Regions from separate parts of the Homo sapiens genome. Here region 1 is linked to region 2. The links are chromatin contacts, found by Hi-C in ENCODE. All regions are on one chromosome and are shown on one strand. Each heading gives the region's core, a stretch centred on a gene start or an enhancer-like site at or near the end of the contact. The rest is flanking DNA. Distances are from core to core; before and after follow the strand shown. Region 1 overlaps CD96 (CD96 molecule). Region 2 holds the start of CIP2A (cellular inhibitor of PP2A).

Region 1 (6,387 bases), core at 365-2,864, 3.0 Mb before region 2:
GTGGTCAGGATAACATGGGCACTGACCTTCAGTCCAGCATAAAGGAGACATGCTGGGCTGTGGGCTATGAATTGGGGCTAAATGAGTTGAAGCTCATCTTTACCTTGTTCCACCCCACCTAATCAACCCTTAGCCCTCTCCCAACAAGCAATGTCAGAACTCCTGCTTGTCTTCTCATGTCCTGCACTCATTTTGTTTTACGCCTTTGCTTATGATGCGAATGTGAAGATCCATTTCTCATCTTTCTTCCACCTGAGTCAGTATTTTCTTCCAGACCCTGCATGAAGACTTCCCTGATCCCCCTTCCTTTCCCCCAGCACTCACTGACTTTTCTTACTTTTCAGCAGCAGATACATGTTGATAAAGGCAGAAACTATTGGACAGCAATTGAGGCACCTGAATACAGGCATGGCATGACTAGCAAAGGGGTCAGAAGTTGCTATCACAAACAAATCACTGGAGCCTTCTCACTGTCTTGCAGACTCTCTCTGGCGTTCCCCTGTTAACACTAGAATCCAATGCCCCTATCAACTGCCGAATTTCTGATTTACTTTCTTCTAATCTCATCTAATGACATGTCTTCTGGGTTGATCCCCCACCATTTCTGACATGCTTACTCATAAATCAGTAGTTTTGTTGCATCCCCTGGTCAGTTGCTTCCTTTACCCTGTGCCCCTCAATGTCTGATCATCCACTTGCCGAAGATCAGTTATGTCTACCTGGGGTGCTGGCTGAGGGTTAGAGGCAGACTGGACCTAGTGTTTTACTCTAAGTATCCAGGAATAGAAAGACCCAGATAGTGAGGACCAGCTAAGTCCTTAGAAAGGGCTTAATATTAAAATCAACATCATCAGGTCTAAGGGTCATGTGCAGACATAACAATAGGAGGCAGAGCCAAAGGGACTGATGGGCAGTAAAACAGGAGGCAAGGCAAGTGGGTCACACAGGATCGTAAGCTCTGTAAGCAACAGGAGCCCTGTCTGTCTTGTTCATCACTGTATCCTGTACCTCAAAAGTCCCTGACACATTGTAGGCGCTCCATACTTATGAGTTTCATGAATAAGTGTCTTGGATGATTGCCACACCGGGTTGGCATCTCTTAGGCTACGTAACTCTTAGCCAAATCATAGCCAGTGAATTGAAAGGCACAGGGCTCTCTCCTCAAGGCGACGGAAACTCCTGAATTGTGTCTGTACAGCCCCACCCTGGATTCATCAGTTGTCTCTGATTGTTCCACATGGACTTGTCTCATCTTGCCACTTAGCTTGTCAGCCTGTCTTCCTTGAACTGCGCTGAGAATGCAGCTGGGACTCAGCAAACACGAATTGGTTCAGGTTGAATTGAGCTGGGCTTCCCTGGATAACTCTTACAGTTTGTTATGAGTTATTAAGTTCTCCTCCCCTCATTAAAGAATATTGCTTTCATGACCTTCAACATTTGTTTAAAAAATATCCTTTCATCGAGGAAAAAATAAGAATTGGATGCTTGCAGCCAGACATGCAGCTTCGTAATGATGACTGGATTATAAAGCTCATTACATCTTAGAATTCGGAATGAAACCACAGCCTTTGAAGTTGGTTTCCGTGACATACTTCATCTCACTTCCTTTCTTCAAAGAACATGCAAAGGTGAATCCTACCAGCTTCTGAGGCAGGAAGTCATCGTGTGATTTCACAATTACCCTCCAGTTTGCCAAGGCAAAATTTGGATTTTTCAATAGTAATTCAGTGATTATTCCAAAAAGATAAGTTTATTTAGACATAATCTGCCACTGGTTTAACATGAGTTTTATTGACATACAAAATCAAACAGAAAATTATTCCAAACATAAACTATTGTTGCCATCTTGACAGAAATCCAGATTTGATTTTGTAAAGTAAGAGATACCTACTGTAATTACACCTAAGCCTTGATCTAAAACAAGTCTTCTTGGCCTTGGCACTATTGACATTTTGAACCAAATAATTCTTTGTTGTGAGGGCTGTTCTGGGCTGTGTTGTACAATGTTTAGCAGCATCCCAGGCCTCTATACACTAGATGCCAGTAGCACCCTCCTACCCTCATTGTGACAACCCAAAATGTCTCCAGGCACTGCCAAAGGTCCTCTGGAGTGGCAAAATTACCCTGGTTGACAACCACTTATCTAACACAATCCTCAGGTCCAATGTGGTGGAACCTTGTTTTACGGAGGTCTTTTGAGTCTGCACAGACTTCCCAACTACATCGTCTTAGTGTGATAGTAGATCAGGTGGCATTTTTCCCCCCTGCTTTTTAAACAAATATGGTACTTGACTGTGCTTTCTTTCCTTCATTAATACTAAAACTATATTAAATTGTAGGCTTCTGAAGTGTAACAACTGCTTTCTTTTGCTTTGAATTTTGTCACAGAAGAATTGTGTTTGTAAGCACTGATATAAGCACTTAGTGTATGTAGACTAACCCCATAAAAATGCAACTAGAAGAAATTCATGTCTGCTTTTAACTAGCAGAATATAAATGCCATGAGGACATTTTTTTTTTCAGTTTTGTTCATTGCTGTATTCACAGCACCTACAAAGGTACCTGATATATAGTAAGTGCTCAATAAATATTTGATGAATAAATAATACCACTTTCTTTCTAAAATAAAGTGGAATGAGGTCCTTCCCCCATTTCATAAAGGATAGCATTTGGAGTCCTTAAACTGGGGCTCAAGGCTTTGTTTACTTTGCATTTTCCAATTTTCATCCCTGTTTTTTTGGTACACAATACCACCTCTTTGATCCAAACTTATCTACTGATGCTTTCTCAAATGCCCATAAACATCTTTGTCACTGCACAAATGCTCACTTTGTTTTCTCTGTTTAGAACGTTCTTTCGAGCTCTCCACTGAGTCAAATATATACAATACATACTTCAAAGGTCAAGTTATTTCATCTCTCCCGGGTAACATTTTCTGAGCCCATGAACTCACAAAGAACTTTCAAAGTCTAATACTTACTGGTTTGTACCTCTCCCTGGGCATTTTAATTCTGTAAGGTACACCACCTTTCATCTTAGTATTTTGAATTATTATTTTTATGTGTGTATACCTTCTCTTCCAAGTAGACTGCAACCTTTCTGAAGGCAGAAATCTATTTTTATCTTTTTTCTTTAGCATTAAATAATCTATTAAATAACATCTACATAGTGAAGGAACATTATTCTTATTAATTATTTCATTCATTCAGTTAGTTATTCAACTAATAGTTTTTGACTCTCTACTCTGTGCTAGGAGGAAAAACAAATACGGTTCCTGTTCTCACGATATGTTTAGACCAACTGGAGAAAAAATGGTGTCTAATGTGGTGAGAACTAAATTTGGTCATAACACTGTGGTGTGAATGCAAAACACTGTCACTTACTAGGTATGTGATCACTTAAGCTCTCAGTGTCTTAAAGTCCCCATCTGGCAAGTGGGAACAATAATGCTTGCTCTGTCTACCACTCATAATAAAGATCAAACCACATTGCCTTTTATTTACAGACACTTCTAAATGACAGGGTATGGTGGCTTTAATTTGTTCACAGATTCTTTGAGACTTGGAGCCTAATTCTCATCCCCTTGAGTATAAGATGGACCTAGTGACTTACTTCTAGTAGATAAAATAAAGCAGAAGTAATGACATGCAATTTTGGAGACTAAGCCATAAAAAGGCAATATGGCTTTTGACTTAGTCACACTGTTTCTTGAATTACTTGGTCCAGAGGAAGCCAACTGCCATATTGTATGCAGAGCTATAGAGAAGACCATGTGCTGAGGAACTGAGACCATCTATATGCTAGAGCTTAGAAGCAGATTCTTTAGTTCCAGTCAGGCCTTCAGATGACTGAAGCCTCAGCCAACGGTGTGACTGCACCTCATGAAAGAACCCAGGTTAGCACCTTCCAGCTAGGCTGCTCCTGAATTTCTGACCCCCAGAAACCATATGCGACAATATATGTTTTGCTAAAATTTGGGGCATTTTTAATGCAGCAATGGATAACTAATACACAGGATACTAGAGAGATTTAAGGTTTTATTATTTTTGAATATGCTAATACTTGTTAAATGAAAAATGCCATGATTAACCGGCAGTGAGTTAAAAGTAGAAGAAAAAGAGGCTTCAAAAAAAGAAGAAAAGAAAAATTACAAAACATTAAGAACATGAGAAAATCAGATGGATATGAAACTTTTGATGGGTGGTTTGCAAGCTTTTCTGCCACTTGCTTCATTTTCTGAGAAGTATCAACCTGTGACAGCGACTGCAGGCTACATGCCAAAGGTTACCAGCCAAAGGAATTGTTCATTCCTACTGACTGCTTTTGTTTTATTCCATTTTCAGTTCTCATTTTGAGCTAAAATTGATAGTTTTAATTAAATGAGAAATGAGAGCCATACTTCTACTTTACATAGAATATAAGCTTTTGTGTATTAGAGAGTCACCATGGTTCTTTGTTAGACACAAAAGCCACAGACGTGGGAATTTATGATTTGTTGCATCAATGACAAGTTTTGAGAGTCACTGCCACTCCTTTGCCATAGCATTGCTGACCCAGACTGACCTCCATTATTAATGATGCCTCAGATGGGAGGGCTGAATTCATAGTCCTTACCAGTCAACTTTGTCAACATTAATTTGAACCAGAACAAATTTAAATTTAAAAGGATTCAACCTCTTTTGGCCTATCCCCATTTACAACCAATCTCTTAAACTCCCCACTGAGAACATTGTTTTGGAGAATGACTGTCATTTATTAACCTATTTAATAATAAATACAGAATTTAAATTCCTCACTGAATATTTATTTACCTTGATTTTCCCAGGGCTTTAAGTAAAGGATTTTGGAAGCTATGTTAACTCTTTGAAGCCATGAGAATGATACTTTAATATGTTTAGGAGTTTCTTTATTAGATGATGAAAATGTTCTGAAATTGGCTGTAGTCATGGTTGTACAAGTCTGTGAACATACTAAAAACCATTAGATCATACATTTTAAATGGGCAAGTTAATGTGACGTGAATTATATCTCAATAAAGCTGTTAAAAAATAAAACCCAATTTCAGCCCCAAAAAAGTCATAGCTAAGAAACAGGCATGAATGATGCAAGTTTGCTGAAATTTTATCGTTATCAATCTGCTTGGTTAAATCAATAGCTCAGTGTGAAAACATTCTTACTTGCAGGAGATACACTGCTGGCTGGAGAAGGTTGGGTGTCAAGGGTAGATTCTGTAACACTCAGTGGAGGGTCTGTTGAGGAAATTTCAGAACCTTAAAGGATTAGAAAGAGATTTATAATGAACAAAATATTGTAATCAAAAGATAAAGTATTGACTTAGTTCTTAAATACACTTTCCTTTATTTATTCATCATGTAACAAATCAATATTGGGGCCCTATTAAGGTCAAGGCAGTGGGATATAATGATGAATGAGGAAGACATGGGATCGTCCTTAAAGGGCCTATGGCCTGGAAACTAGGCAGCCAAGCATTGTGTTGAGTACCATGACAGTGGAAAGCATAGGTGGCCACAGGAACACAACGAAGGGGCACTGATAAAGATTGGGAGGTCTGAGAAGGCTCCCTGGAAAAAGTTACACTTTACCAAGACCTGGTAAAACTATTATAGCATTTAATATTTTCAAGTGTTTGAAAAGTAATCATGCAGTTTACAAAATCCATAAACTCACAAAAATTTTTATATCAGCAAGAGTAGAAACAATGATACAACTACCCAATTGGATGTAACATTAGTAAATGTGTGATGTTTTTCTGCTTTCTAACATGACAACTTTTGTCATAATATTTTTGTTTGGCTACAACTTTTTCTTTTGTGTGTGTGCGTGCGTGTGTCTGTGTTGGGGGGAGTTGAAACAGAGGCTAGAATGTGGTTTTACTTATATTTTACATTTATGTCAATTCCTTAAATCTCCATTACTGTATTTAAAAATAGTCCTATTGGAAGGACAATTTACAAATGCCAGAAGGCTCTATTGACTTTAGGAACATGTGGGTTAAATGTGCTTAGATGATTTTGAAGTTAGAAGATTTTATGATTTTTGTAGATATAATGTTACTGGTTACAGTGTTACACATCTGCTGATATATATCAATTATTTGGATGTTTAATTACTAATTAAACTATTGGTTCTATTCTGTAATGTACTTTAAGGGACAAGTATATTTTACTTACATTATGTCACTTGATAGCACATAGCCCCGTGGGAGGAATTGGTTTTTCTAAGCTAGATGCATGTATGTTCTATTCTTATTGCTAGTAGCACTGCTATTGCCAGTGGCTGTGGGTGGCACTCATAGCTAGCTCTGATCCACTACTATATGAATGCTTTTGTGCAAATAATCTCTGAGGAGGTGGAGGACGGTTATAT
Region 2 (6,536 bases), core at 3,406-5,905:
GCTGAATGCAACTTTTTATCGGTAAATTTTTAATATAGAGAAGCAATTATTATGCTAAAAAGCTCTATATCTACAATTAAGGAAAGGCAGAATAAATGATCAGATCCGTAACTATACTAGAAATTCAAGCTCAGGCATGTTAGCTCATGCCTATAATCCCAGGACTTTAGGAAGCTGAGGCGAGCGGATCACTCGAGACCAGGAGTTCGAGACCAGCGTGCGCAACATGGTGAAACCCCATCTCTACAAAAAATAGAAAAATTATCCTGGCATAGCGGGGCATGCCTGTGTTCCCAGGGAGGATGAGGTGGGAAGATAAGCCCGGGGAGGTCAAGGCTGCAATGAGCCGTGATCATGCCACTGCACTCCAGCCTGGGCAACAGAGTGAAACCATATTAAAAAAAAAAAAAAAAAAAGAAAGAAATTCAAATATTTGCTAAATTTCTACCATCTACCACTAAATAAGCTATCAAGCTTAATGATTTTACAAGACAGCTGTGTACAGCCTACAAGGATCAGATAATTTCTATGATTCTTATTATCCCATAGCATAAAAAAAGATGAAACACTTCCAATTTCTTTTTCAATGGTAACATATAATTCAAATTTGATGTGAGAATAAAGAAAAATATTACTGAAAATGCTCACTTATGAACAGGTATATAATAAAATCCTGAATAAAATACCAGCAAATCAAAACCTGAAGCAAAGAAAAACATAGGATTGTTACTACTGTCTACGTGACCTTGGGCAAATTACTTCCCCTTCCTATCTTAGTTTTTTCATCTCTAGAATGGAAATCATAATAGTTCCTACAGCATGGGGTTGTTATAAAGATTAGATAGGTAAGTAGAAAGTCCTTAGGACAGTGCTTGGCACATGGCAAATGCTCAATAAGTGTAAACTATTATTATCCCAAGAACAAAAAGGCAACATAATCCACTGTGTTATAATTTTAAAGTGAAAAATAAAATATATAAATGTGAAAACTGGATAATTTTTGGCAGACATTTTTTAGAATGAAACAGATATAAAAGCCAATCTCTTAAACATGATGAATATCAAAAGCCAATAGCACAAATTATACTGTGTTAAAACACTGTTCATTCTCATTAAATTATGTAAAAAAGCTGTTCAAAGTTAACATGATTTTCCATATTTTGGAGCTTACACTAATGCAATAATGTAAGACAACAAATACTGGAAGGGGTGAGGTAATTATTTGCAGATGATATATAGGCAGAAAGTCTAAGTAAACCAATCTCTATTAGAATAAACGTAATGATAAATAAACATAATAAGAATGGAACAAGACAGTATGACAAACTATATAAAATCTCACTGAACATAAAATATAACCTGAATACTTTTTTTTTTTTTTTTTTTTGAGACAGGGTCTCCCTCCTGTTGCCCACATTGCCCAGGCTGGAGTGCAGTGGGGCAAACATGGCTTACTGCAGCCTTGACTTCCCAGGTTCAGGTGTTCCTCCCATGACAGCCTCCTGAGTAGCTGGGACTACAGGCATGCACCACCCACACCCATCTAATTTTCTGTATTTTTAGTAGAGGTGGGGTTTCACCATATTGCCCAAGCTGGTCTTGAACTCCTGGGTTCAAGAGATCCTCCTGCCTCAGCCTCCCAAAGTGCTGGAATAAAAGGCATGAGCCACTACGCCTGGCACACCCTTAATACTTTCTATTAACTAACTCAGCAGTATCTGTATCTTCTCATTCATCCAACCTAAAAACTTAGTATCTGCTAGACTCATCCCTCTCTTCATGCCTCACATCCACTATCAGTCACCAAATCCTACCTATTTTACTTCATATATACTTCTCGAATTTGTCACCTATTTTGTATCTCCACCTCAATTATCCTGGTTATCCTTTAGAAGGTTCCAGAAAATTAGTGTCCCTCTTTCCAGTCTTATCCTCCCCAAAATCATAGTTCATTCAGCTACCAGAGTAATCAATCTAAAAACAAACCTGACTAGACCAGGTGCCAGTTTAAAACCAGAGATTGCCACGGACTTCAAGATGGAGTCCAAGTTTAAGGCTAATAAGGCCTTTGGTCATTGGGACCCAGACTCATCTCTTTTTTTTTTTTTTTTTTTGACAGGGTCTCACTCTGCCACCCAGGCTACAGTGCAGTGGCACAATCACACTCACTGCAGCCTCAAGTGATCCCCCCAACTCAGCCTCCAGAGTAGCTAGGACTACAAGTGAGCACACCCATGCCCGGCTAATTTTTTCATTTTTTGTAGAGATGGCGTTTCACTATGTTGCCTAGGCTGGCTCCAACTCCTGGGTTCAAGGTCCTCCTGCCTTAGTCTCCCAAAAAACTGGAAATTAAAAGCGTGAGCCACTGCTCCTGGCCTCCTGCTCCTTTTCTTCCCTTTTTGAGGCCTAAAAGTATGGATTGGTGTTTCTCAAATTAGGATATGCAAGTATCTCTGATTAAAAATGTCAAGACTTATCACAGCTAGAAACGATCCCTCTTACTAAACTTACAACATCAATTTTGGTGAAGATTTTTTGAGAAAGACATTTGATATTAATTACAGAAGAGAATACAAAATTTGTATGACTGCTTAAGTCAAAATCCAACAAAGATGGCACTGATAGCACGCAGCTTTGCGCATTACCCTGGGCCTCTGAATGGGGACGATGCTGACACATCATCACAGATGAAAAGTCCAACACTATCAAACTCTGATCACTTCATTTGCCAATGAGGCACTGACTGTAACACTGAGAACTTAATTATGCCAGATGACAGCTGACACTTTACATTAATTCATTTTTTAACCATCTCCAAGACCGTATAGGACCTCATCTCTACTCCTCTCCTCCTCGTTCTTTCTACACTAGCCACATGGCATCCTTGTTTCTGGCATACAGTATCCCACTTTAGGGTCTTTCTTTGCCATTTCCTCTATCTAAAAACCTTTTCCCATAGAATATGGCTCCCTTTCTCAACTCCTTGAAGCATTTCCCCAAATGTTGCTTTCTTAATGAGGTCACCTTCCCATTTCCCTTATCAATTACCAACATTATTCTAGAGTAATAACGTCTATTTTTCTCTTTATATCATTTTCCTTACTTATTTATTGTGTTTATTATTTGGTTCCCTACCAAAATGTAAGTTGCATGCCAGTAGTATTTTTGTTTTTTTCACTGAGTCTATTGTGTCTAGAAAAGTGCTTAGCACATTGTAGATTCTCAATGAACTACTTATTGAATGAACAGTCCTATGAACCAGGTATCTCCCTTGGCCAGATTTTACCTAATGAAGATTCTGCAGCAGTGAGAACTTGCCTAGAGTCACATCGTCAAAGGTGGAGCTAGAATCTGTAAGCAACCTGGCTCTCTACTCTTTACCACTGCTGCATGTTACTGCATGGTGCCTCTCATTTATGTGGTGAATTTCAAAAGTACTATTTTGTATGTTTCCCTTACTAGACAGTTCCCTCGCAGCAGGGGATACTACTTCATCTCTGTTCCCTGACTGGCAGTTTCTAACCCATGTTACACGCTCTATAATTGTTTACGGAATGAATGAAAGCATAAATGAACACACAAGCTACCCAAAGATTTTTACATGAATGTCCCAACTGGTTAAATCATTTTTATCTTTCAGATTTAAACTTTTATAAAAAACAAAACCAAAACACCAAACCTGTCTTCAAAAATCTAGTAATTCAAAAAAATTCTTTTGAAGTGAAAAAACATGATTTCTGATAAACGATTTAATTAAATGGAAATGTACCCTATTCTTACAATTTCTACATCCTGGTTTTTAAAGCTTTATTCGACGTTAGGAAATATTAAGCAAAAAGCTCCAAAACCAGTAACTGACTCGCTTCATTACATACACATGCAATAATATTAAGCTATCTCCGATTTAAAAAACGCAAATAATAGTGCCATTTTCGTAGACATCGAGAATTATAAAACAATCAATCATGCCAGAGAGAAACAGACACCTTCACTTACAAAAACTGACGCTAACGAGTAACACCCTCCGGAGCAATACCTGGCCCAGGGTCAGCAGGAGGTAGTCTTCTCGAATAAATGTGACAAATACTTTGGTCAGGGCATGACTAATTTGCCACATAATGCCAATAGGTTGACTCTGAGAAACTACCATCCCCGGGCAGAAGGGGCGGGTGTAGGAGAGATTTAAAAACGAGGCCCCTCCCAGGCCGCCTCAAAATCTAGGGCCCAAGATTCTTCTCCTCAGAGCTCCTCACCGTGTCTAGACTAGGGGCAAGCGACCATTTCTCAGGTAGAGGATGACGCACAAACGAAAAACTGGCCATCCAACATGAAGGACGAGGAAGCGCACGAAATCAGAGCGCACAGCTGAGTGAGGAATCCCCCTTCTCCTAACCGATTCCTCTCCCGAGAAATCGCGAGATTTCTCGCCTTCACGGGATCTCAGGCCGAAACCTCGCGGCCTCTCAGACGAGGGTGGGTTAGCGGGGGCAGCTCCCAACCCCCGTCCTGGACCCACAAATCACCTCGACCCCTGGCCCACCCCGGCCGTCACCGAGAACGGTCCCCTAGGGTGCCTAGGGACTTCCGGAGCCCGACCGGATCCGGAAGCTTCTGAGAGCGAGGGGGTGGGGCCGAAAATCAAAAAAAGCGCGGCGAAAGCTAAAGGCCGGCGCACGCTGGGCGGTGGTGGTCCCTAAGCCGGGCCGCGGCCGGTGCAATGGACTCCACTGCCTGCTTGAAGTCCTTGCTCCTGACTGTCAGTCAGTACAAAGCCGTGAAGTCAGAGGCGAACGCCACTCAGCTTTTGCGGCACTTGGAGGTGAGAGGCTCTGGGGTAGAGGACAGATGGGGCTTCCCCTAGCAATTCTTATTTCACAGTGAGGCCGAGGAGTGGCGGCCCCAGCCTGGGAAAGAAAGGACAGTCCTTCGATCCCTCTGTTGTCTTTTCGTACTGGTAAAGGCTAGTGAGTGTCGGGGTTCCGCTGGCCGCAGCGAGAGGCAAGAGCGCTCACTGAAGGCTCTAGGAAAAGCGGGAGTGGGGCAAAAGGTTGGGAAGTTCAGGTTGTTTCGAGTAGGTAACGGAAAAAGCTCGGAACTTTATCTTTTCCTTTGCTTCTAGTTTTGGTTTTTCTACGAAACCAAGCCCTCAATACACAACTATTCTCAGTGACGGAAAGTCATGATTAAAACTTGGTTTTGCCCTTCGGTAATCTATAATTGAATTTGTTGCTTACTGCTCTTACTTGAACTCGGGTTGAACTCAAACTTGAAAAACATTATTTCAACATTAAGAAGCACTTCCCCTTCCTAGTAAGCGTAATCCTTTTTCTTTACCAAAATACATTGCTTACAGTTTTTTAATCTTAGAATGCTGAATTGCCTTTTTTTCTATTCTAGTGATATGTGTCCAGACGATTCCGTTTGTTTTAGGATCTTAATCTTCTGCTTTCATTTGTTTTGCATTTACGGAATTCAAACTAACATTGACCTCAGTTTAATTTTTTTAAAGCTCAATTAAGGCTTATTTTAACTCTCTGTGTCACAGCTTTCCTCTGTTAAGGTAGAATTGAACATAATTTTAAAATATATTGTATTATATTAACCCTATGATAAAAGACTAATGTGCCAAAAATTTGTAAAATATTACAGGAAAAAAATGATTTCCAGTAGTAGAGCAACAGCAGCTGTTAGTGAAGCTGCTGTTGTATTAAATGTGTCTGTCTTATCTTGAGCTTCACTGGTGCTCCTCTTTTCCCTACTTCAAGTGCCCATCTCCTAAGTACATTTGTTTTCTCTTTTTCATTCTTTATTTTAAGAAGTGCCTGCAAACCTAATAATTAAGGTGTTAGCTGTTAAATGCTTAAGGCTTTGCTTCTGAATTAGCATAGGCTCCAGAAGCCGCAGAATAAGCAGGGCAGTCCGTTTAATTTAAAAATCGGGAGTTAAGCATTTTGTATGCTATTCTGAAGCATTACCTTTCTTTGAATAAACAGGAAGGTTGTGCACTGAAAGAGATTTAAGGCACAGGGGCTTACACCTGTAATCCCAGCACTTTGGGAGGCCGAGGCGAGCGGATCACCTGAGGTCGGGAGTTTGAGACCAGCCTGACCAACATGCGAAACCCCGTCTCTACTAAAAATACAAAAATTACCTGGGCGTGGCGTCTCTCTGTTGTCCCAGCTACTCGGGAGGCTGAGGCTGGAGAATCGCTTGAACTCGGGAGGCTGAGGTTGCATAAGTAGAGATCGCTCCACTGCACTCCAACATGGGTGACAGAGTGAGACTCCGTCTCAAAAACAAAACAAAAAAAAAGAGAGACTTAAACAAAATATGGGATGGGGTCTTTACTGTATTCCTAAACTTTCAAGGGGTTTACATAAAACTCTTCTACCGTTGTTGCAAAGGTATGAAGAGCACTGGCTTCAGGTTACTACTAAAAAGGACTTTTTGTAATTAAGAGATAAAATACATACAGAGCATAAAGTGCATTAATCTTAAGTGAAGAGTTTGATAGTTTTTAATATATAGGTACCATA

Evidence for each region. Hi-C counts contacts between places; a loop is a spot of excess contacts on that map. Pooled maps may share reads with other maps.
Region 1: a loop to region 2 is called in a pooled map, with 8 times the contacts of the local background. The contact joins the enhancer-like site here to the promoter of CIP2A in region 2. A Hi-C loop is called at or near these places in 7 of 50 pooled maps.

What each region holds. Positions count from the first base shown.
Region 1 is chr3:111,605,583-111,611,969 of GRCh38, reverse strand. It overlaps CD96 (CD96 molecule), which reads right to left. Exons shown (of 14, transcript NM_005816.5): 8 at 5,178-5,270. Among named protein-coding and RNA genes, the nearest start is that of ZBED2, 13 kb to the right of the region's middle. RefSeq lists a silencer at 1,491-1,540 and an enhancer at 933-2,132. Within about 2 kb of position 1,614, at least 5 of the 41 ENCODE cell types and tissues checked have a DNase peak (open chromatin) inside an H3K27ac peak, as active enhancers do.
Region 2 is chr3:108,587,557-108,594,092 of GRCh38, reverse strand. It overlaps CIP2A (cellular inhibitor of PP2A), which reads left to right and starts at 4,655. Exons shown (of 21, transcript NM_020890.3): 1 at 4,655-4,819. The coding sequence starts at 4,718. DZIP3 (DAZ interacting zinc finger protein 3) reads right to left here and starts at 4,371. Exons shown (of 33, transcript NM_014648.4): 1 at 4,254-4,371. RefSeq lists an enhancer at 4,177-4,456.